Regions from separate parts of the Homo sapiens genome. Here region 1 is linked to region 2. The links are chromatin loops, found by intact Hi-C in ENCODE. Cell type or tissue: heart left ventricle. All regions are shown on one strand. Each heading gives the region's core, and the rest is flanking DNA. Links, peaks and the distances in the headings are about the cores only.

Evidence for each region. A loop is a pair of places that touch in the nucleus more often than their neighbours do. Peaks named below come from ENCODE experiments on the same cell type or tissue, not always from the same donor. Only the 100,000 strongest peaks of a DNase experiment are listed, where the experiment ranks them.
Region 1: it touches region 2 in a loop (2.3-fold over the local background); 15 of 110 quality-filtered maps call a loop at or near these places.

What each region holds. Positions count from the first base shown.
Region 1 is chr7:151,855,143-151,865,099 of GRCh38, reverse strand. All of the region lies in intron 1 of PRKAG2 (protein kinase AMP-activated non-catalytic subunit gamma 2), which reads left to right. Among named protein-coding and RNA genes, the nearest start is that of PRKAG2-AS1, 17 kb to the left of the region's middle. In heart left ventricle, for the core only: no CTCF peak of the experiment used is centred there; a DNase peak (open chromatin) is centred at 5,459.
Region 2 is chr7:151,778,219-151,788,175 of GRCh38, reverse strand. PRKAG2 (protein kinase AMP-activated non-catalytic subunit gamma 2) reads left to right here. Exons shown (of 16, transcript NM_016203.4): 2 at 1,635-1,706; 3 at 6,745-7,024. Among named protein-coding and RNA genes, the nearest start is that of PRKAG2-AS2, 23 kb to the left of the region's middle. RefSeq lists enhancers at 2,480-3,369, 3,370-4,259 and silencers at 4,991-5,090, 5,201-5,290. In heart left ventricle, for the core only: no CTCF peak of the experiment used is centred there; DNase peaks (open chromatin) are centred at 3,144, 5,105 and 6,842; H3K4me3 peaks cover 556 bases.

The sequences.
Region 1 (9,957 bases), core at 1,239-9,238, 77 kb before region 2:
AGGTCATGTGCACAGGGGCCAGAAGGATTTGAGCGGAACCAGTCACTTAACCTGTCTAGATCTGTTTACATATATAATACATTCATATATTATATAATTAGTATTATATAAAATTGTTATCTAATCATATGCTATTTAAAGTATATCCTATATGTAATATGTGTAATATGTAATATACATATATACACTTTGAAAAAGAGGGCTGGAGCCTAAGTCTCCGTTTGGCTCAAGCACCACGGCTGTATGGAAACTGCTTTGTCCTGGGGACAAGTGGCTTTAAGGGGCTGTGGGTGAGGGGCGTGCAGAGCAGTGATGGGGCCTGGGTCCTTCCAAAGCTGGACTTTTAAGAGTGTCACCTGAGCCCTCCCATTTGCACCACTGAAGATGAGTGAGTGTCCGAGGAGATATTTCACCCCTGGGGAGCTGCCAGCGCCAGGAGAACAGAGAGGTCGCTTGTCTCCTCACCACTCTGCTTTGCATGTTAGGTGTATTTTGAGATTTCTGACATGACCTTGGGGCATAGGTAATAGAGTATTTTCAAAGACAGAGGGAAATGCTGGGCAGCGATACCAACCTGGTCTGGGGAAGGAACTGGGCCAGGAGACCTCCCCTCTAGGGTTGCAGGGTACCTGCCAGGTGTGGAAGTGGCGCAGAGGATGCATGGTAGCCCCTGGGAGAAGGGAAACAGGAAGCTGCACCCTGGACCGCCGTATAATGAGGAAACAGCCCCAAGAGGTTAAGTGACCTGCCACGTCGCATGGCTGGCCAGTGGCGAAGCAAGGATTGAACCTGGGCCTTTGCACTGGAGGCGTGTTGGGAGGAGAGGAGTCCCACCCTGGCTGGTCAGCTGCTGTGGCTACGGTCAGGGAAGGGCTTCTGGGAGCCAGCATTGCCATCTGCCGGCCCTGTGGCTTTCTGCCTGAGATGCCTGCTCTTGAGGCTGGAGGTCAGGAAGCCAGTTCACAGCAGTGCTTGTTTCGTGCTATTTCAAGACAAGGGCTGTGGGCTCCAGACTCCATTCTCTATCACCTCCCTCCTCTCTCCTCTCCTCTAGATGTGGCAATATCAGTTCTCAGGAAAGGCTCAAAGCGATGTTCTGTAGGAGAGGCATGCAGGCATAGAGTTTACTACTGTGATAAAATACAGCATAAAGGCAGGTGGACATATTTGGTTCTTGGTTCCTTTTTTTTTTTTTTGAGACAGGGTTTTGCTCTGTAGTCCAGGCTGGAGTGCGGTGGTGCGAACACTGCTGCCTGGAACTCCTGAGCTCAAGCGATCCTCTTACCTCAGCCTGCTCAGTAGCCGGGACCGCAGGTGCCACCAAGCCCGGCTAATTTTTTGATTTTTCATAGAGAAGGGGCTTCATCATCTTGCCAGGCTGCTCTTACACTCCTGGGCTCAAGCAGTCCTCCTGCGGTGGCCTTCCAAAGTGCTAAGATTGCAGGCGTGAGCCACCGTGCTGGCCTCATATTTGGTTCTATTCCTTGTTAAATGATGGTCTGCCCTCCAGTGGCCTTTGTCACCTTCACCTGAAGGTTATGCTCAGCTGGTGAGTCTGTGCCTCTAGCTTTGGCCACTCAGTGGTGAAAGAGGGAAGCAAGCTGGACTGAGCAGAGGGGAAGGGCGATGAAGCATTCACACCAAAGGCCTCAGCTGACCCCTTGGAGCATTCTGGAACTGGGATGACCCTTCAGAGTTGTCCCAGATTGAGGCAAAGGGCTCCCACACTGTCCCTGGGAAGGGGATGTGAACTTGGGTGAGGCGGATCCCGTCGGGTGAGGGCAAGTCTCAGCCAGGCACTCAGCTGAGTACCAGTGGCTACCAGTGCTCCCTGTACCCGGGGACTTACCAGTGCCCCCTGTACCTGGGGATTTACCAGTGCTGCCTCTACCCGGGGACCTACCAGCACCCCCTGCACCCGGGGATCTACCAGCGCCCCCTGTACCCTGGGGTCTACCAGTGCCCCCTGTACCCGGGGACCTACCAGTGGTCCCTGCACCCGGGGACCTACCAGCGCCCCCTGCACCCAGGGATCTACCAGCGCCCCCTGCACCCCAGGACCTACAAGTGCCCCCTGCACCTGGGGTCTACCAGCACCCCCTGCACCCCAGGACCTACCAGTGCCCCCTGCACCCGGAGATCTACCAGTGCTCCCTGCACCCAGAGGCCTACCAGTGCCCTCTGAACCCAGGGATCTACCAGTGCTCCCTGCACCCAGAGACCTACCAGTGCCCTCTGAACCCAGGGATCTACCAGTGCTCCCTGCACTCAGGGACCTAACAGTGCTCCCTGTACCCAGGGACCTACCAGTGCCCCCTGCACTTGGGGACCTACCAGTGCTCCCTGCGCCTGGGGATCCGGGAGCCACACCACGGCATCCACGGCACCGCGTCCCTTTCTCATAAAATCTCACGATTTTTCTTTCGAAGTATCCAGCCTGTCTCCTTAATTAAACCATAAGCTCCTTTAAAGATGGCATGCGTCTACACTTTGTCATGTCCCAGCCCTGAGGAAGCCACCTCTCACACAGCCGACCTGAATGTTGACAATGATGATGATGATGGTGAGGACATGCAGAAGCTTAACTAACAGAGGGGGAAAGAAAGAAAATGGGGGCCGTCTTTGAGAATGGAAATGCTTAGTTAACTCGACGACCCAATTTAGAAAAATCTGAGTGAACCCGTTTTTTACAAATCTTGTGGGAGCCACATACCTCAAAGAGAACATTTTCAGACAAATCATGTCTTGTTGGTTTCAAAAAGAGGCATTTTTTTTTCCATCCAATCTACTGGCCAGAAAAAAAAGGGGCAGATTTTAGGCACATTACTGTGTTATTTGTTTTTTTCCTTCACCTCCCACTTGGGAAAGTTACTTGGGCTTTGGCTCAGGCTGATTGACTAGTACAGCATCCTGTGTCTGGCAGGAGGCATCTGCCATGGCGGGATGGTCCTCTGCCTGGAGACGGGCCGGGCGCCTAGACCTTCATGCAATGCAGAGCCCGGGGGCCAGATGCCAGTGCCTCGGGCCTCATCCCCTTCAGGGACCTCTCTATTTCCTGGTGCCATTGGAGGAGGGAGCATCCGTCCACTGAGGGGACGGGCATGGACCTAGCCGTCCCTCATACTAGATTCTCAAGAACAGAGTCCTGTGTGTGAGCAGGAAGATGGGATGGTTTTTATCTTGCCAATGGAAGAGTGGCTGCTAGGGAGGGAGCATGAGTTTGGGTGCCAGAGGCCAAGGTCGCAACCCCGGTGTCAATGATTGCCCCCTGTGTCCTATTGGGCAGTTCACTGGCACAATCTAAGCCTCAGTTTCCTCACCGGTAAAATACAGAATATAATCCCCACCTCACAGGACTTGGGGGAGCATGACTGAGATGCCACAGTAAAGAGCAGGATGTCTGTGTCTAGAAGGGTTGCCTCCCTCTCCCTAACAAGCCGCCCATGGGAGGACCGACCCTAAGAATGTAGCTGTGGCCACCATCCCATCCCAGGTTTTCTGGGGATGTCCCCAGCTTCAGATAATTTTATTCTTTTCAATGGAGGTGATTCTTTTTTTTTTTTTTTTTTTTGGAGACAGAGTCTTATTCTGTCACCCAGGCTGGAATGCAGTGACACCATCTTGGCTCACTGCAACCTCAGCCTCCCGGGTTCAACCAATTCTTATGTGTCAGCCTCCCCAGTAGCTGGGATTACAAGCATGCACCACCATGACCGGCCAGGTTTTGTATTTTTAGTAGAGATGAAGTTTTGCCATGTTCAGGCTGGTCTTGAACTCCTGGCCTCAAGTGATGCACCCGCCTCAGCCTCCCAAAGTGCTGGGATTACAGGCATGAGCTACCATGCCCGTCCTGCAGGTGATTCTTTGATTGTAATTTGAACGAGATTTCCTTTTTAATCCCTCATTAGGCTTTGGCTGAATAATTTGCAAATTTGTTCAATAGGTCTCCTTATTCACACTGAGACAGGCCAAGGTCCTGACCCCAGAGTGAAGCCAGCTTGAGCCCCCAGGGCTGAAGGTACTGAGCCCTTAACTGAGAGTGAGAAGGCTTAGAAATGGGCTTGGCCTTGGTCCACGTGCCAGGAACTTGAAGGCAAAGTCTTGGGGTGGGGCTGCAGAGAGTTGAGGTGGCGGGCAGAAATCTAACCTGGCAAGCTCTACCTAGAAGCAGAATACTGGGACTTTAGGGTCCTTGGAGTCTCGTCTGCCTGCACCTCCCTCTACCACAAGCCTAACGTGACCCCAGTAGGGTCATGGCATGGAAGACAGGTGGGCAGACAAGGGGAGACAGTGTTCCCTGGGCGAGAACAGTGCCCTCTAGGAGAGGTAGGGCACAGCAGGCATCCTTGGGAATCAGTTCATCAGGTTAATATGCTTTTTGTCCTCTTCTCCTTGGGGCATTTGCTGTCTAATGGGGAACTCATGGGGACTTTGCACCTTGACTCCAGAAAATAAATATGGGGCTTTTAGAGAACACTCAGGCTCCCAAGTCATCTCCTTCCAGTCTGCAGTGGGCCTCGGGTGGGGTGGGTGAGCTGGGGGCCGTGCTCTCTCTCTCTGTCTTGTGGTTGGTTCATTCCCAATGGGAGATGAAACCCACACCCCCTTCCACAGGCGAGGCCTTGGGCACCACAGATGGCACCCATCAGTGCGTGTCTCTGATTGTCCACCAGTACAGGCGTGGATGCCAGGGAGGAGAGGGGGTGGGCAAGGACAAGCAATGTAGAGATGCAGGTGGCCGTGTGTGGTATTGGAGGAGTGAGATGTTTGCAAGAAGTTCTGGTTCTCTCTGCTGCAAATGGCGCAAAGCATGCCCAGCCTGTGGTCTTGCCTGTCCGAGGGCCTGTCCTGGTGCCCCCTTTCTGCCCTGCCTCCAGCAGGAGGGGCTCCACGGAGGCTGGAGAAGGGGCAGTGGCTGGGCATATCATAGCTGCTGGTTAATGTGCTTAATGGAAGGTGGATGAAAGCATCCGATAGGCAGATGGAGCCCTGTTAGTGACTGGAAGGGCCCCTCCGGGTCCAGCATTCTAGGCTTCTGTGATACCTGCTACAGCTCCAGGTGCCCGGCCACCTCCGTCAGCCCAGCCCACAGTCCCACCTGCAGGTGGCGGAGAGGGAATCTTGGACTACATCAGAAGATGGGCACTCGTGTCCTGCAACCCTGCGTCCCTCCAGCGGCATGGACTCAGGTGACTCCCATGGCCTTGGATTTCCAGCTGATACCCTGAGATGACTACTGCCTAAATGGGAGTGAGGGACAGCTGTTTACCAGATCATTCAACTGCTTGGCACTGGACAGAGATGGAGATACATCCTCGGTGCCTTAACCTGCAGCTCTCACTGGGACAAGAGGATGGCTGGCAAGTGGCTGATGAGAGCAGAAGGGGAGCTGAAGGTATCCAAGGCCACTCAGCTTCTGATGGCGCCAAGGGACAGCTCTGGCACTGTGGGCTGTGGCTGGCAGCAGACCCAGCCGGGCTTGGGCACACAGCCTCAGGCAGCTGCCGCCAGATTACTCACCTCCACTCTCACAGTCCTCGCCCCTGGGAAGTCTTCCCTATTCGCTAATCCCATGGCCCTTTAAGTGTGTGTCTTAGCTGTGTCTCAGTGAACACGGAGAGATGTGCTGGGCGCTGCCCTCACTCTGAAGACCATGATTCCTGGCCAGCACCTTTGTCTTCTTTGGAGAATCATACCTTTCCACGGGGCTGGCAGTCGCATCCCACCCTCTCCACCCACAGACCTCACAGAGATGGTGGGAAGGTGTTGCCGCAGCTTTCCGCCTTCGCTACCGTGTGCAGCAGGGACTGGCTTGCGGGCCTCACCTCGCCCCGCCCCGTCTGACGCCGTTCCCCGCGGAGTGTTCTCTGGTGCCACAGCTGTGCAGCACCCTCGAAGCCCATTCCCTGGGCATCACAGGACGATGCACACAGATGTGGTATCGGCTGTTTGCTGGAGGCCCCAGCGACCTGTTTTTCCTGAATCTGTTCTGTGACAGACTCCAGAGACACCTGGCCAGGGTCTGGCTTCTCCTCAGGAGACACTGGATTTTCTGAGCTTTCCTTGATCTGAGAAGTTTCTGAAAACTCCCCTTGAGTCACTGAGGCCAGGGATGGGGCTGGACCTGCTGTCGATGCCAGCCTTGCAGAGGAGCAGGAAGAGGGGCCTCCTAGGGGCGAGACAAGGCCTAGGGTGCCCGTCAGCTCCATCAAGACTCCTGGGGGCAGAATTCGTGTTCCGTTCATCTTTATGGTCCCTCCAAGTGCTCCACACTGTGCATTCTGCATAGCAGGTGCTTGCTGAATACCTCCTAGCTACCAGCAAAGCATCTTTGGATTGGGGGCTCAAACCAAACCCATCTCAGCACTGGAAAACTTTCAAATCACAGGAAGCCGAGAAACGGCCGAAGTGAATGACGATGTCACCCCTTCTTCCAGCAGCAATGGTGTCAGGCATGGCCATGGTCCAGGACCATTGAGGAGGCAGGACTTCCCTTTCCCTGTGACTCTCTCTTCCTGTAGCACAGGGGTGGTGTGTGTGTGTGGGCAGGTGAATAGTGGAGGGGAATAATGGGGTGTGGGAGATATGGGTATTTAACTATCCACTGAGGCTTACCTAGTCCAATCCCTGACACGTATCTTTATGACACCTGGATACCGAAAGTGACACAAGGTATGCATAAACAAAAATAAAAATAATCTCCATACTGCTTAAAGCTCCAAGGAGCCAGTAGCTTCAGTCACCTTCCCACCAAGTGGTACAGATTGGGCTCTTCAATGGGCCAGCTGGGGACAGCTGTGGCCGAGGCTGGCAGGGTGCTGCTGAGTACTGGGGAGGAGAGGGGAGTGTAAGGGAGGGGAGGGGAGGGGTAGGCACGGTGCAGGAGAGGCTGGGCTGCCCCACAGTCTCAGCTAGGGCCTCAGCCCACCCTTCTGAGCCTTGCTGGGTAGCAGCAGGGGCTGGGGACAATCATTGGTGGATGTAGCTGACTGTGGAAGAGGCTGGGGCCTTGGGAAGGTGGCTCCTCCAGCCTGGGCTGTCCCCATAAGGGGCTGGCAGCCGAGGGGCCACAGCACCACCAGCAGTGGGGGAAAGGAGCGCTTCATTCCCAAAGAGAGATGGGAGAGGCAAGTCCCAGCACCCTGTACCCCTTAGGGAGCAGCCAAAGGAGTAAAACCCGCAATTCTTTGTCTCCTATGCCCCATTCCTTCCTAGTGACAGGAAATCACCGTTTGGGATTGTATAGAAGGTGTTAGAAATTGTATGCCCGCCTTCTGATGCTCCAGCGAGGTGGCACCTGGTTCAGATGACTTTTCAGTTCAGACCTGAAGGGAAAAGAAGAGCAACAGTGACCACAAAGAGAGCGAGCGCTCCCAAGCCAGCAGGTCCTCAGCATGCGTGGGTGGCAGCTGACTTCATCCCCACACAGCTGTGTGCTGGTGCTGCTATTGTCCCCATTCTACAGATGGGAAAATCTGCACAGCAGAGGCCGTTGGCAGGGGGTGGCACAGCCGGGCATCAAGCCGGAGCCGTCTGGCGCCTGAGCCCACACACAACCGCTGTGCTGAACAGACAGATGGTGCCGGAAGGCAGCATGCAACCCGAGAAAATGCGTGGAGAGGAGTGGGCTGTTGCTTTCCAACCATTTTTATAGGCTGACTATAGATGCATTTATATGAAGTCTTTTTTTTTTTTTTTTTGGTACTTCCAGTTGCTGATGGGTCCACCTTGGGCACAGCCCCCTCTCACAGGCGGACCTGGGCATCGGCCTCATTCCTCATTTGTGCAGAACTCTGTAGGGCTCAGTGATCTGGGAGCTGGGAGCTGGCAGGAGCAGAAAGGTCCTGAATGTCACCCAGCAAAAAGCACTGACCTTTTCTGGCTCTCATCTCCCACACCGTCTTCCGCAGGATGCTGCGCGTTCTGTGCCCATCCCTTATACTCCCTGTGGGCTTTTTTTTTTTTTTTTTCCAGCAATGATCAGCCCTTGCCTAATTGCAAATAGATGGGTCTTAGGATTGTTTTTTTGTTTTAATGTTGCCTGCAAAAATTACACTGGTTAGTGTCTCTGGAGCCCTAAAAGATACCACCTTTTACACAAAGCTGAAAGCAGTAGACTTTGGGCTGCAGTCCAGTAGTTTCTTTTGTCACCGTTTTCTGTTTCTTTCCTCTTTCTCTGCTCCGTTTTCTCTCCGCCCTTCTTGTTGTCTTCTGCCTGCTGTCCTGTATCTTCTCCTCCTTTATCTTGTTTCCTTAGAGCTGGGTTTCACCAGACTTGAAACACCTGCCTTGCGATCCAGTTCTCTTCCCTGTGGCGGCCACGTGGCTGATGAGGCACAGGTGACCGTGCTCCGGTGGGGACGCCGTGACCGTGTGTGTGGCTGGTCTTGTTTTTCAGATGCGGGCATTCACTGAGTTATATTCGGTGTGGGTGCCAGACTTAACGTCTTTCACATATTTTGCCATTTAACTCATCAGCAACTCTGCCTGTTCCTAGTATTCACCCGGTTTTTACAGTTGGAGAAACGGAGGCTCAGATAGAATGAGTTGTTTGCCTAAGGGCCACGGCGAGGCCAATTGAACCCGGTGTGGCTGTCTCCAAAATCCACGCCCTTCCCTGCAGGACGTCTTTTCGTCTCCCCCTACATCCTAATTTGGGGCAATGAAGAAGGCAAAATACCTTCCAGGGAGCTGCAAGCCTCCGCAGGGGCCCGCCTCGGGGCCACTCCAGCGTGCTCGTGGCACCTGTGCTTGCGTCCTCGGCTGCGCGGGCCTTGGAAAGATCGCCACGGGGAGCCAGGACTTTGGGGACCTGGTTTCCCTCCTGCCACACCTCTCATTGGCTGTGTGACCTTGGACAGGCTCCCTGATGGCCCTGAACCTAAGTTGCTTTGTTAGTGAAACAGCAATAAGAATACCTGCCTGCAGGTGGCCATGAGAATTAAATGATACCCTATGTAGGTTTGCCATGATATGCCATGTAGCAAACTTGAGTATGCTATAATTTTTAAGAAATCTTCTTTCTTCATTTGCTGGAGAAACCCCAAGGGCAGAATGTGTGGCCTGTGTCTGGCGAGTGTGTAGGACTTACGGGTTTTTGTGTCTTAACCTCTCTCCAGAGACCGCCTTACTTTATCTTCCTGTGGCTACTGTTTTTCCTCCTTTCAAGGTATTTTATGTAACTGCATTGCAAGCATCCTTTTGGAAATGGAGACAGGGTGCACATAGCATCATGGAGCTCAGCTTTCGCCTAAGCGAGGACACAGACTCATCTGTGAGGTCCATATGGTCTGGAGCAGGTGTGGCTCTGAGCCTCTACCCATCCCTGTGGTTCCTGCCGCCCCCACCCCTCTGCCTGCCCCCACCCACCCACTTTTCCCCTATGGCACAGCCCATGCCTCTCTGCCTGCAGCCTCTCTGCTTGGCAAAAACATCCCAGTGTCTGCAGTGGTATGTGTGGAAGGTGGTGTGTGGAGTGTGGTGTGTGTGGAGGGTGGCGTGTGTGGAGGGTGGTGTGTGTGTAGGGTGGTGTGTGGAGGGTGGCGTGTGTGTAAAGTGGTGTGTGTGGAGGGCGGTGTGTGGAGGGCGGTGTGTGTGGAGGGTGGTGTGTGGAGGGTGGTGTGTGGAGCATGGTGTGTGTGGAGGATGGTGTGTGTGGAGGGCGGTGTGTGTGGAGCATGGTGTATGTGGAGGGTGGTGTGTGGATGGTGTGTGTGGAGGGCGGTGTGTGTGGAGGGCGGTGTGTGTGGAGCATGGTGTGTGTGGAGGGCGGTGTGTGGGAGGGTGGTGTGTGTGGAGGGTGGTGTGTGGAGGGTGGTGTGTGTGGAGGGTGGTGTGTGTGGAGGGTGGTGTGTGTGGAGGGCGGTGTGTGTGGAGCGTGGTGTGTGTGGAGGGTGGTGTGTGTGGAGGGTGGTGTGTGTGGAGGGTGGTGTGTGTGGAGGATGGTGTGTGTGTAGG
Region 2 (9,957 bases), core at 1,089-9,088:
TTAGTGGCTCCTCAAAAAATTGACAGTAGGATGACCTGATGTCCAGCAGTTCCACTTCTGGGGATAACTGGAAAGAATTGAAAGCAGGGTCCTGAAGAGATATTCGTACACCTATTATATTGGTTTGCTAGGCTGCCATAGCAAAGCACTACAGATTAAGTGGGGTGGCTTAAACAACAGAAATATGTTTTCTCATGATTCTGGAGGCTAGAAGTCTAAGATCAAAATATCAGCAGGGTTGGTTTTTCTGGGGCCCCTCTCTTTGGGTTGGTAGCTGTCTTCTCCCTGTGTCTCTATGTGTGGTCTCTGTCTTGTAGGTGCCTGTGTCCTAATCTCTTCCTTGAAGGACACCAGTCATATTGGACTAGGGCCCACCTTAATGACCTCATTTTAAATTAATTGCCTGCTTAAAGACCCTATCTCCAAATACAGTCACATTCTGAGGTCCTGGGGGGCAGGACTTCAACATATAGATTTTTTTTGGTGGGAAGGGAGACACAATTCATACCATAACACTCATAGCAGCGTTATTCACAATAGTCAGAAGGTAGAAGCAACCCAAATGTCCATCAACTGATGAATGCGTAAGCGGAATGTGGTCTACTCATACAATGGAATATTATTCAGCCTTCAAAAGGAAGGGAACTGTGGCACACACTACCACCTGGAGGAGCCTTGAAGACATTATGCTAAGTGGAGTCAGACAGTCACAAATACTGCCTGATGCTACTTATATGAGGTACCTAGAGTGGTCAGATTCAAAGAGATAGGAGGGTGGTTGCCAAGCACTAGGGGGAGGGGGAGGGGGAGTTAGTGTTTGATGGGAACAGCGTTTTGGTTTGAGAAGATGGAAAGGTTCTAGAGATGACAGTGGTGACGGCTACACAGCAGTGTCAATGTGCTTCATGCCACCAAACCGCACACTTAAAATGGTTGAGATGGCAAATTTTATGTTATGTGTATTTTACCACAACTAAAAACTTTAAAATGAAAAAGAAAGGTTAGGGATGCAGCTGTGCCCGATTTGAGGATGACTGGGCAGGATTCTGCCTGGTGTGGAGGCAAGATTCAAGAGGAAGAAGGGGCAGGGCTGTTTCAGACACAGTAAGTGTGTGGTGAGCTACTTTCCCCAAATCTATTTTAGACTCTGTTTTGGCCACGATGTCATTAGACTCTGCTAATAGTTTTGCCTCAGCCGCCACCCCAGTGTCACCCTCCCCATCCCTGTCCCATCATCTTCCTAGGCAGACACATGTCCCTGGACCCATGTTCCGTGCTGTGGGGTAAAATCATGTCCATCAGCAGAATAGCCTGAGACGGGCTCTCCTCCCTCCACCCTTTCTGCCTGCCTTCCTGACTCCTTTAGTCCCAGCCATTTCTTCTTTCCTCCTTCCCTGGGGTGTTGGGAGGTCATGGCTGCTCCTGGAAGTTTGACTGCACGTTCTGGAAGCGGATGTGCATGGTGGTCAGGGGCTTTGGGGGCTGGGTGTAGCAAACACGTCCACATCCCTTCTTCATGGTGGATTTGAAGGATAAGGTCTCAGGAAGGGGGAGGTGACACCCACGTAGAGTTCCATGCAGCCCCTGGGCCCGAGGGCCACTGTCACTGACCACGTGCTCTCTGTCCACCCTAGGACCTGAGCTCCTTCGCCATGCCGCTCCTGGACGGAGACCTGGAGGGTTCCGGAAAGCATTCCTCTCGAAAGGTAAGACCTCCTTTCCAGAAGTTTCTCACAGCTCACTTGAGGTGCCACGGAGGCAGGCAGAGCCTGAGCCCACTTCCACCTGTGTGTTCACCCTCACGCCCACCCGCATGTCCGCTTGCACACCTGGCCGTAACCGAGCCCATCCTGCGACAGCTCACCTCGCATGGCCAAGCCTGGCGTATCGGCCGGGCTATCCCACTAGAGAGCCTCCTGGGCTTCACCCCTTTTTCTTCTCCTCACGTGGCACTGACTGTGGCCCACTAGACCCCCCTAACATGGGCAGAGGCAGTGGAGGAAGATGAGCAGTGAGCTAAGCCCGGTGGAAGGTATCGGTCACTGCCGACCATCTGTGGTCTTTGGGCTGAGTTCGACTGGCAGGACTTTGCCCTGCTGCCCACCAGCGCCCACCCCCAGCGCTGGGCTCTCTCCTTCCACCTCGTGTTGCACCCTCTCCACACGCCTTTTTCTCTCTTTCCACTTTTCCTTTCCTCTCTTTAGCTCCTCGCCGTCCCTCCTGCACTGGTGAATTTCCCTCCCATTAGGAAACTAGTGTCTCGAGGAGGTTGTTGACTGTGTAGGGTCAGGTGGCCAGAAAGAGTGTGGGGTGGGGTGGGGGGCTCTGGAGAGGGAGCCACAGCATCAGGTGAGGGTCGAGGTGGCCGTGGCAGGGCGCAGAGGTCCAGGCTGCTTGCAGGTTTCTCCTGCAGCCAGGAAGTAAGGGTGGGTGGAGGCCTGGTAGGGGACGTGCTTCCTGGCATTCTGCCACCCACAGACCCCTCCGGCAGGTGACAGCAGACAGAGCTAGTGATCTGGGGGCTACGTACAGGGTCTGGGATGGGTTCTGGGTGCCGGCTAGCCTGGGATGAAGGCAGGAGTTCCCATGCTGGAAAAAGCAAATCTCCTCTTTAAGCATTTGAATTACACACAACTGAATCAAATTGGTGTCGGCCTGTGGGGCTCCACTGGTGCCAGTGCCCTCCCCACCCTGCCCTGAACAAGCAACCTTATTAGCAGCTCTCGTGGCCCATCCAGCAAAGACTGCCAGGGAATGGCCTTGAGCTTCTGGGCCAGCAGAGAGTGGAGTGGCAGGAAGGGGCCACCAACCCCGTGCAAGGCTGTGGGACCAGCCCCGCGGGCACTGGGTCGTCTTCCTCCTGTTTGACTCTGCAAAACCCTTCTTTCCAGTGAAAACCTTGCACGGAAGATCTGAGAGTGTGGGAGAGACACAGGGGCCACAGCCAGGCCCTGGCCCCAGCTTCCTCTCTGGCAGCTGCATGACAAATGGCCCCATAGGCAGAGCTCTGCTCCGCAGACGGCTGAATGCCTGCTCTCCATTAGCTCTGCGGAGCCAGGCACACACTTGGGAGTCTTGTCAATACCCGGGGAATCATCCGGTTGCATTCACCAACATATCATTTGGCTATAGCTTGCCCAAGAGCAAGGCCTGAGGCCCTGTCCCTGGTGGCTTCAGCTGGCGCCTGTTATCTGCACCGCCACGCAGCCCACCCCAGCAGGCCTGTCCCTCCGCCTGGCTTTCCCACCGTCTGGGAGTGTGATCTGGCCCCCAAGGTTCCCGGTGAGAGGGGTCAGACAGGGCCCAGCATCCAGCATGCTTCGGCCATTTTCCAGAGACAGGACTGGCAGGGCTGCTTCCTAGGGCTCCCTCCTCAGGCCTGATCCCTGGATGCCCGACTCCACTGGCCTGGATTCAGAATACAGAATGGAACCCCATTCAGGATAATCCTGGGGTCCCCCTTGCTCATCAAATATGGTTAAACTGGCCTTTCATGACTGGTTCTCCAGGGGCTCATGGCTCAACTTCCCCCGTGACCCCCACCCTCATGGTGGCCCAAGTGAATGGCCGGCCCTCTGTCTCTGTGCTTCAAACCCCTTCTCCTCTGTCTCTGGGCACTGGACACCTCCCCGGCCCTGTCACTGCGTCTCTGAAGCCTAGCCAGCTGTCAGGGCCTCCTCTGGGTCAGGGCCTCTGTTAAGGGGCAGGTTTCAGCTCCGGGCCATTTATCCATCTGCATGGTGCTTATGGTGCTTCGGCCTTGTGGGCACTCTGCAAGCTCTCCTGGGGCCCCGCTCCCCTATGTGTCTCTGTTTCCCTGTAGGACTGGACATTTGCATTGGCTCGGCCCTCTCCCCCGGCTCCCCAGCAAGCTCCCTATGCTGTAAACAGAGCACGTCCATGCACCAGGTCCGGGCTCACCTTTCCAGCAGCTCCAAAATCCCACCCCTCCCTCCGGTCCTCCCATGTGGCCTCGGCTCCTCTTCCGGTTCACACCCTCGAGGCTGCTGTCGTGATTGTCTCAGCCCTGGGAACGAGGCTTGGACAACCAAGTCGTTGTCCACATTGCGGGAAACTGAGCTGTGACCAAACCCGGGCCTCCACCCAGGACCAGCTTATGTCACCTTGTGATAGGACCACCCTGGTGCCTGTGTGTGTTGTTCCTACTGGCTTCTCTCAGCCCCCATCCCACCCTAGACCTGCACACACAGCACCCACCACTTGAAGAAGAACCTCTTTTTTTTTTTTTTTTTTTTTTTTTTTGAGACAGGGTCTTGCTCTGTACCCAAGCTGGCTGGAGTACAGTAGTGTCACCTTGCTCACTGCAACCTCCACCTCCATCTCTGGGGCTCAAGTGATCCTCCCACCTCAGCTGCTTGAGTAGCTGGGACTACAGGCCACCACACCTGGCTAATTTCTGTATTTTTTGTAGAGACAGGGTTTTGCCATGTTGCCCAGGCTGGTCGAGCTCAGGTGATCCACCCACCTCGGCCTCCCAAAGTGCTGGGATTACAGGTGTGAGACACCACCCCCTGCCTGAAGACTCTCTTGTTTGTAAATTTATTCTCAGGATTTGTCCTGATTCCCATAGTTAGGTGGAATAGTGGCTAACTGGGATATTCTATAAACAGAGAATCTAAATGCTTTTCATATTAAATGGTCAAAAAAAAAAAATCAGCTGGGCATGGACAACTGTAATCCCAGCTACTCAGGAGGCTGAGGTAGGAGGATTGCTTGAGCCCGGGAGGTGGAGGTTGCAATGAGCTGAGATTGCGCCAGTGCACTGCAGCCTTGAGCGACAGAGGGAGACCCTGTCTCAAAAACAAAAAACAGAACTACACAAAAAAAGAAAAACTCAAAACTTAGCTTGAGTTACAAGGTCCTATAGCACCACACTCTTCTTCCTGCCGGGCCCACTCACGAAGGTGTCCGCGCCAGGCCGGACCTACACCTCCACGTGGCGGCGCCGGCTCTTTCGGCTGGAGAGGCCGCGCGGGGAGGCTGTGCTGCGCGGGTCCACGCCACGGGCATCCTATCCTCCCGGGGCCGCGGGCTCGGGGCTTGGGCCGCCCTCTAGTGGCGGAAGAACGTCCCCAGGCCGCGGTCCGGACAGCGCACCCCGTGGTGGGACAGAGAGACCCCGAAGTGGCACCGAGGCTGCCTGTGGGGTGTCCTGTGTTCCCTTTTCAGCACAGCGCGGCCGCCCGAGGGCAGTATTTCCCGCGTCTGCCCTGGTCCTGGCTCCCCGCGAGCGCTGCGGACGAGTTACTCGCCCTTCTTGCTTCTGAACTGGGTCATCTCTGAGGTCCTTTCCACTCAGTGTTGCTTGCAAGTTTCCCAAGTGGTAGGACAAGAGCTGTTTACCACGCACCGTGTGCTTCCTGGCCTCACGCGGCTTCATCTGACGTTCAAGCAGCCCTTGAGGTGAGGGCACGGCCATCCTCATTTTACAGATGAGGGAGCTGAGGCTCGGTGAGACCAAGTAACATGCCCAGGTTGGCTCAGCAGGTGGCAGAGCAGGGGCCAAATACCGGCACCCAGAGGCAGGGCAGGAGCTCCTCCACGCATCCAGCAGGAACACGGCTGCGGGCACGTGAGATATTTCTCAAAGTCTGCTATGAGCTCTGTGCCTTGGCTTAAAGTTATGGGGTCTGATAATTTTTTAAGCCATGACTAGAATTTTAAATCATTGGTGAAGTGAGTCTCAGAGGTTTGGGGCTTTGTTAACTTCCTTCTTTCCTTCTTTCTTTCCTTCCTTCCTTCCTTCCTTCCTTCCTTCCTTCCTTCCTTCCTTCTTTCCTTCCCTCCCTCCCTCCCTCCCTCCCTCCCTCCCTCCTTCCTTCCTTCCTTCCTTCCTTCCTTCCTTCCTTCCTTCCTTTCTTTCCTTTCTCTTGAAATGGAGTCTCGTTTTGTTGCCCAGGCTGGAGTGCAATGGCGCCATCTCGGCTCACTGCAACCTCCGCCTTCGGGGTTCAAGAGATTCTCCTGCCTCAGCCTCCTGAGTAGCTGGGATTACAGGCGCCCGCCACCATGCCCAGCTAATTTTTTTTTTATTTTTTTATTTTTAGTAGAGATGGGGTTTCACCATGTTGGCCAGGCTGGTTTCAAACTCCTGACCTCAGTTGATCCACCCGCCTCGGCCTTCCAAAATGCTGGGATTACAGGCGTGAGTCACCGTACCCGGCTGGCTTTGTGAACTTTTCTCCTGACTTCTGTTGGCAACCTCAGTCTTTCAAATGCTGAAGCAGCTTGGAGGTGAAAAATTCATCATCACCTAGGACTGAGGTCTCAGGATGGAGCTCCAGGCCCGCTCTGTTCTGGAACATAGGGATCTTATAGGCAGGCAAGAGGACTGCAGTCCTGTGTGGTCAGAACTTGGATGGACGTGAGGTCTTGAGAGGTGAAGGCAGGCAGGCCCATAATAAAGGAGGGAGACGCTCATTTTGAGCTCCGCTTCCCTTCCTCCCCTCTACCTCCTGGAAGCCCCTTCTAAGGAGTGGGACAGGATGGTCAGTGGACCTCCAGGACGTGGTGCTGCCAGCCTGTGAGGGGCCATCCTTGGGGCAGGTGCTACCTGCAGACCATTCAGTGGCTACCTCTGTGGAAGAGCTTAGGGCTGTTTCTCTGGGAGGGTACTATGGGGGGCCCGCATGTGAGAGAGGACAATGATAAGTTTCATACAGGGCAGGAGGCAGCGTGTCCAGAGCGTGGAGTGACTGCATCCATTCGTCTGTTTTTCTGCAGGTGGACAGCCCCTTCGGCCCGGGCAGCCCCTCCAAAGGGTTCTTCTCCAGAGGCCCCCAGCCCCGGCCCTCCAGCCCCATGTCTGCACCTGTGAGGCCCAAGACCAGCCCCGGCTCTCCCAAAACCGTGTTCCCGTTCTCCTACCAGGAGTCCCCGCCACGCTCCCCTCGACGCATGAGCTTCAGTGGGATCTTCCGCTCCTCCTCCAAAGAGTCTTCCCCCAACTCCAACCCTGCTACCTCGCCCGGGGGCATCAGGTTTTTCTCCCGCTCCAGAAAAAGTAAGACCTTGATGCTATTGTTTCAGGTGGGTGCTGGGGTGCTGGGGGTCTCTTCTGCAGCCACACATCCACGGTGGCACCGAAGCTGCCAGGTGGCTGTGAGCAGCTTGGTGCTGAGTGCCTGTATCTGTTTCTCCCCACCCCCACTTCCCCCTAAACAAATCTCTCTCCAGAACATCAGTTTCCACCTGTCACTTTCTTCCCATGCTAATCTATCAAAGCGTAATCCTTCTGGTCCAGCAAGGTCCTTGGGTTAACTGTAAACATCCTGATACTCACAGTACAGCTTGTATGGACAATCAGATGACACACTTGCCTCCAGCCTTCTCTGGAAACTGCAGGCATGGAGCCAAGCTTAGGCCCTCACCCGGGGCCACGGGACCATACTGCTTTGGTCAGCCTGATATGGCTTCCACTCTCTGTGGTTTGGTATTTGAGGGTTTGACTACACCTGTTTCTGGCAAATCCTAACTTTTTCTGTTTGGGGCTCTGGGCAGCAGGGAATGGAAGCTAGGAGGGATTTGCTGGGGAAATGGAAGGAGGAAATGTGAGTGTTTAAGAAAGAGTTCCGTAGGTTCATTAGTGTTTGTGATCTGAGGATAAGGTATTTTCATTTGAGCGCCGTCGATGATAATATGAAATATACCACGAACTAGAAAGTTTATGGCGTTTACTTTCTCCTTTCCTTTGTCTATTCTTTCCAGTTCTTTCTACTGACTTAGAACATTTGTATTGGGGAAGATAGTGATGTGGAAAACAAATTTGTCCTTGACCATCAGAGGCCTGGGATAGTTCACCTTTCTCTCCAGGCTGACTTTTACTCAGAAAGACTGGCAATACTGTGTGTTAGAGCAACGCTTTATATCTGCAAGGCCAGGCGGCAGCAAGAGGGGAATTTCGGTGTTTCTGACTTCGAACTCTTCCATCAGGCAGCAGTGGCTGTAGGACGAGAAGCCAGGTCTCTGTCAGCCTCACTACTTCATCCACCACCTTGGAGGTGGAGGGGATGGTGGCCGTATTCTGTGTGAGTGGAGCAGATCTATCTCTTGGACAGATTTTGCACTTCGTCTTTCTACATAAAACAAATGAAGGTGCTCCCGCCTGTGGGTTGTGTGTGTGTTGTGGGGGGCAGGTCCTGACCATGCTCTACACACACCCCTCACTCAAGGCTGTGGGGTTGTCACAATTTCCTTTAAGTTTGTGCACTTTAGCCTTAAGGTGCCCCTTTCTTTCCCCATCTCCTTGTATAAACATCGTCTAGAGATGAGGGATCAAAGTGCTGTACAGAGGAAGGAAATCAGGCCCGTCCTGATGGGAAAGCTGCGTGAGGGCTCCACGTCACACAGGTGGGATTTGTCAAAGAGAAGGAGGATGTGTGCGCAGTTTGCCTTGTTGGGGAACTTGCGATGTTGTGTAGATTGAATGTGCTGGAATTGGTGGATGAAAAGACAGGATTCCTGCCTTCAAGGGCTCCTAGTCAGAGGCAAGCAGGCTTCAGAAGAAAGGACGAGATTGTCTCCATGGTACTGCCTGTGCTCAGTTAGGACAGGGCAGGCTTTCTGAGCGGGGCGGAGAGCAGCACAGGGAACCTGATGATCGGAAGGGTGCCCAAAGGAGTGTAGGAGCTGTGAGCTGGCTCCCATGGGAAGGTCTTGAAGCTCTGGCAGGAACCATCACCCTCCGCCTCCCTCTACATCATTCTCCTGCACAGAGCCCTCCATGGGGGTGGGAGGAGAGGGTGAGAGGGAGGAGCGGGGAGAGGAGGAGGAGGGTCCCTGCAGGCAGAGGGTCCCTTTGGGAGCCCAGCAGTGGCACCAGGAGGTGCAGGAGAAGTTGTTCAGTCCTCAGGGCCTAGGCTGCAGCTCAGTACAGCATTTGGTGGGAGGTTTGGTGCTGTCCACTGTTCAGCCTGGGAAATGAGCTGTTCTTTTAGAAACTGGGTCTGGAAAAATCTCTTTTTGAAACCATATCAATTTCTTAAAGTATTCCTCCTTTTCACTATCTTTCATTGTTATTTATGTTTAGATTTTCAATCTCTTTCAACTGTTTTCTTTCAGTAACTGACAGAATTGCAGACAGACAGATAATCAAAGCTAGAAGGGACTGTAAGGAAAGCATTTATGGGGGAAGAAAGCATATGCATATAATAATTTGAACACAGCATATATGGGTGTGTGTGTGTGTGTTTTGGATTTGTATAGATGTATGTGTGTATGTATGTGCATATATGTATGTGTGTACACACATATATACCTTTTTTATTTTTTAAAAGGACATGCATTGGACTGCTAGTGGTAGCTTCTAAGTGAAGAATTAGGAGTGGATGGGTGGAAGGAAAATGTTGCTTTATCTGATATTCCAATTTTTTGAGACTAGCTTCACTTATTGGTAATTAAAAATGAATACATCTTGAAAAAAATGTCAAGCTCCCAGACCTGAGCTTTGGGGCGGTGGCGAGATGTGGAACAGAAGTTGCGGGTGTTGGTAACAGCAGAAGAAAGAGTTGAGCCACCAGGAATGCCTGGGGACAGCCAAGGCCCCGTGCTCAGCCTTAAGGGCTAGCTGGGGAATGCTGGGATGTAGCAGGGCTTGGAGAAGGCATGGGGAGAACCTACAGATGGCTGAGTGTGGAGGTCCAGGATGGGAGGCGGTGTTGCTCCATTTTGCATTGCTATAAAGGAGTACCTGAGGCTGGGTCATTTATAAAGGGAAGAGGTTTATTTGGCTCATGGTTCTGCAGGCTGCACAGAGGCATGGTGCCAGCATCTGCTTCTGGGGAGGGCACAGCCATCCAGTGGGAGCCTCATGCCCACTGCACAGATAAAACCAATTCACCGAGATCTTGGTATTGTAGTAAAATGTTTAATGTGAGGCCAGCCACATGGGAGATGGAGCTATCACTCAAATCAGTCTCCCCAAAGGCTCAGAGCTTA